2 separate regions of the Homo sapiens genome follow, and region 2 is linked to region 1. Evidence: chromatin loops called from intact Hi-C (ENCODE). Cell type or tissue: endothelial cell of umbilical vein. All regions are shown on one strand.

Region 1 (2,500 bases):
ATTAAAATGTAACAAAATAAAATACACTTATCATTAAAATAAGCATCGTAGAATTAATCAGTCTATGATGATTCAGTCCCTTGGAATCACCTTTTTGTAGATGGATTATTACTATATTTATTACTTATGAAAACATCTATTAAAGGGAATTATCAGGTGATAAAATCTGGAAAAATAATCATTTTCTATTTATACAAGTTATTGATACGTTTGGGGTAAACTTTGTGCAACTAATGAGGAAACTAACATACAACACACTCCTGAGGAAATCATTAACTAGTATGTACTCATGATAATTCATCTCATTTTTCTTGATGTCTATTTTGGTGGACTAAATTTCATATCTCAGTTTTTCTTCTTGACTAATTGTTTTAAGTTCAAATCCTCTAAGCTGAATATATTTGGGGATAACAGAATGTAGTAGAAACTGTTTTGTTTACTCAATCTTTCAGCACATTCATTGTACACATATGTTTTCATAACTTTTGTGAAACTTTTGGAAGAGGCCCATGGAAACCATAGAACCAAATGTGACGTGGAGAACATCTGGGTATGTTTGGTTAGTTCTGCTGCTGAATTGGAGTCTTCAGCTCATTCCTGGTTTATAATAAAGTAACATGTATCAAAGGGTTGGATAGGAGACATTCTTCTCTATATTGCCCTCTTGAAAGACTGAAAACCCCCTTTTCTTAAGTGTACTAGATGATCTAATTGGGCTTAATATGATTTAGTGAGATATAAATTACACCAAAAAAGAGGTAGAGTAACACCTACTATTTACTAAAATAAAAATCTCTTGGCAGTACATTGCTGTAGGAAAGGACATGGCAGTCAGCTTATAAATGACAAAATATGTGATAACTTTGTGTTACATACAGAACTGTTGTTTGGCTAGGCGTAGTGGCTCACGCCTGTAATCCCAGCACTTTGGGAGGCCAAGGTGGGCGGATCACTTGAGGTCAAGAGTCCGAGATCAGCCTGGCCAACATGGTGAAACCCCATCTCTACCAAAAATACAAAAAGTAGCTGGTCATGGTGGTGTGTGCTTGTGGTCCCAGCTACTCAGGAGGCTGAGGCAGGACAATTGCTTGAAACCAGGAGGTGGTTGCAGTGAGCTGAGATTGCACCACTGTACTCTAGCCTGGGAGACAGAGTGAGACTCTGTCTCAAAAACAAAAAAAAAGGACTGTTGTTCGTAGTGTATAGTACATAATACAGTGTAATACCTGTATTATAGGCAAAGCTGTATATAGTTAAATTAACCTGTAGTATATATATGAACATATATGTGTGTGTGTATATATATACACATATGTATACACGTATATATATATATACACGTGTGTGTGTGTATATATATATATATATATATATATATATATATATATATATGCATTTTAACCAGAATTTTGTTCCGCTTTCTGCCCTTTCTTTGTTGATTACATTAGGATTGGATGCCTATGAAACAGTTTATGAATGTTACACTAGTTCTCCTAGGTGGTATTGGAAAAAATTTTTTTGAGCAGCATGTTGATGTTCCTCTAGCACCCTCTGCTGGATTTGAGAATTAATTCATTGGACTAGAAGATTTAAAAAAATTATTAAGAAGGCTTAAATTTCATTATGTCTATCAACAAACCCTACTCTTGGAAGGAGTTTGTTTAAAGATTTGAAGATTTTTTGCTGTCCTTACTGAGTAATTGATAGTTTCAGTAATAATAAGCACCTTATAATTTTCTGACATTTCATTTAAAATGAGAAGTTGTGAAAATAAAGACATGATCTCCAGTTTATTATTTCAACCCCCTGTGTTTTGCTCTAAGCAGGAAAAACAGAACCTCTTTTTGATTTTTGGAGTGAAAACTAGATCATTAATTAACTAATTAATATATATACAAGAAGTGAAAACTTGAATTTTCGATTCATTATAGAATCACTGAATATTCTGCATTTAACAAAATATATGACTATCATTTTGATAAAGAAGCATATATGCTTTTTGGAATCTGAGAAAATATTTTAAAATTGTTAGCCTTGTTTTTTTTCTCTCTGTGCCCTTTATTTGCTTTTTTTTTAAAAAAATTTATTTCCATAGGTTTTTGGGAAACAGGAGGTGTTTGGTTACATGAGTAAGTTCTTTAGTTGTGGTTTGTGAGATTTTGGTCCTTTGCTAGCTTTTAAAATCATTTATTCTCAATCCTATGGGCTATTTCCTTGTGACTGGCTAGACTTTTTTTTGACTTACAGAAACTAAAATGAGTATACTAGGTACTGAGAAAACTGACTTCAGTTCTTTAAGGGCAAGAACCTTATCCTTTATACTTTCTTAAAGAAAAAATTAGCATTGGGCCCATCTGGGATAATGCTCATTCTGGTGTGGGCTAAACATAATAATTTCTCTGCTACAGTATGCATCATGCTTTATACCTACAACCTCTGGGGGACCCTTGTTCTAAGGCTTCAAAGTCAGCATTTAGAAATAACTTTTTTTCCACAATGA
Region 2 (2,500 bases), 140 kb before region 1:
TTTATAATAGCATGTATTAGTCTATAACAGAAAAATTATTCAACAGACAACTGAATATGCACGCACTATTTCTCATGAACCTGCTGGTAAAGAGAGATCAATAGGGCTGGGCGTGGTGGCTCACGCCTGTAATCCCAGCACTGTGGAGGCCGAGGCAGGAGGATCATGACGTCAGGAGATCAAGACCATCCTGGCTATCACGGTGAAACCCGGTCTCTACTAAAAACACAAAAAATCAGCTGGGTGTGGTGGCGAGCGCCTGTAGTCCCAGCTACTTGGGAGGCTGAGGCAGGAGAATGACATGAACCCAGGAGGCAGACCTTGCTTTGAGCGGAGATTGCGCCACTGCCACTGCACTCCAGCCTGGGAGACAGAGCAAGACTCTGTCTCCAAAAAAAAAAGAGATGAATAAACAGTTCATCTCATTATTTGGTGTAAAATTTAAGAGAAACCATACAAGTCCCACACCAATACGTGCAGCTATGAAACTTGTACAGAAGAACTAGTGTAGAAGAAAAAAATCCTATCCTAAGATTCATTACTTTATTTTCTTCTTGTCACCACTATCAGTACCTCTGCACTGACCTTCACTCCTAAAACTATAAATTAGACGGGTTTTAAAACAGCCTGTGATGTATATTTAAAGTTCCTAAAACTGAGCACCCAACTTCTTTGCATTAAGACAATTAAGAGCAGTAAGGAGGAAAAAACAGCAAAATATCTTTATTTAAATTTCCTAGACTTCTAAGATACAGAACTAGGTAGGAATAGTCCCTGAATTAGCAAAGGTAATTAGTCACCAAAACTCAAACTGAGCTTCATTTCAATTTAATAAATACTACTAGAAGTCTTGGAAAAATGGGTAAATCCCCACAACTCTTGTTCCCAAAATGAAATAAAAGTTTGCCAAAGCTGAACATTTTAAATAAATAATAGCCAAGCATTGTTCTAAGCATTATTCATGTCATGTCTTATTTGCATCCCAAGATTCTGAGGCAAGATAATATTATCCCCACTTTACAAATGACAAAGAAAAAAAACACAAATATAAGTAACCTGCCCAAGGTTATATAGCAGGTAAATGGCAGTCAGTATTCAAAAACAAACTTCTGATCTAGTTGCTCTACATAAACGTTGGCTAATGGACAGCAAATGCATAATCAACAAATGACTTTATCTAGTGCACAAAGCTTTCAATCACCAAATATTTATTTAACAGCTACTAAGTGCCAGGCACTTAAGTTAATGATGACAAGATAGACAAGGTCCCTGCTGATCCAGCTCTTCGAGTGTGGGTGAAAAAAAGAGAAAAGGGGAAAAAAAAAAATTCAGTCACTGTTGCAGTGGGGAAAATAAACACGAGGAGGAGGATGTGAGCTAAGATCTAAATGACTTCAAATATCCGAAGGCATAACCTTCCCCGCAAAGGGAAAACAAAAGACCTGAGATAAGATGAGGCTTATTTTTACAATAGAAAAAAGCGGTGAAAAATGTAATGAGGCTGGAGAGGTAAGCATGGGCTAGTTCGTATAGGTTTTTATAAATATCATTTGTAGGTAGTTTTTGGTTTTGATTCACTGCTAATGTTAAAATAGGGAGTCACTGAAGGTTTTCAGTGAAATGACATGATCTGACTGAGATATAAAGATCTCTTTGACTAGACAGTTGTACCTCCGTATCCGTAAGACTGTGGATTATCCTTCCTCGACCCCTGCAGATACCAAAATTCACAGATGTTTAAGTCCCTTATATAAAACAGCATATATATATATATATATATATATATAAAACGCACACCCTCCCATATACTTTAAATCTGGGGTCTCCAGCCCCCTGGCCAAGGACCAGTACCCGTCCGTGGCCTGTTAGGAACCACGCTACACAGCAGGAGGGAGGCATTACCACCTGAGCTCTGCCTCCTGTCAGATCAGTGGCAGCATTAGATCCTCACAGAAGCACAAACCCTACTGTGCACTGCACATGCAAGGGATCTAGTCTGAGTGCTCCTTATAAGAATCTAAGTAATGGCTGCTGATCTGAGGTGGAACAGTTTTCATCCCAAAACCATCCCCCCAAACCCCCGTGGAAAAAACTGTCTTCCATTGCTGCTTTAAATCATCTCTAGATCACTTATAATACCTAATACAATGTAAATGCTATATAGTTGTTACATTGCATTAAGGTAATAATGACAAAGAAAAAAAATCTATACATATTCACTACAGACATAACCATCTTTTTCCCCCAAATATTTTCAATCTGTGACAGGATGACTCCATGGATACAGAACCCACAGATACAGCAGGCCAACTGTATATGAAGAGTGGAAACTGAAACCAACATAGAGTAAGCGCACTATTTTTAATTTTTTTACCCCCCAAGACAGGGTCTTACTATGTTACAAGCCAGATTTGAACTCCTGGGATCAAGGGATCCTCCTGCCTCAGCCTCCTGAGTAGCTGGGACTACAGACATGTCCCAGTGTGCCCAACTTAGGACA

The links. Hi-C counts contacts between places; a loop is a spot of excess contacts. Peaks named below come from ENCODE experiments on the same cell type or tissue, not always from the same donor. Only the 100,000 strongest peaks of a DNase experiment are listed, where the experiment ranks them.
Region 2: it touches region 1 in a loop (8-fold over the local background); 1 of 110 quality-filtered maps calls a loop at or near these places.

What each region holds. Positions count from the first base shown.
Region 1 is chr9:15,640,993-15,643,492 of GRCh38, forward strand. The region is part of intron 7 of CCDC171 (coiled-coil domain containing 171); the gene reads left to right. Among named protein-coding and RNA genes, the nearest start is that of CCDC171, 89 kb to the left of the region's middle. In endothelial cell of umbilical vein, a CTCF peak has its summit at 1,558 (motif pointing left); a DNase peak (open chromatin) is centred at 1,529.
Region 2 is chr9:15,500,081-15,502,580 of GRCh38, forward strand. The region is part of intron 3 of PSIP1 (PC4 and SRSF1 interacting protein 1); the gene reads right to left. Among named protein-coding and RNA genes, the nearest start is that of PSIP1, 9.6 kb to the right of the region's middle. In endothelial cell of umbilical vein, no CTCF peak of the experiment used is centred here; a DNase peak (open chromatin) is centred at 1,301.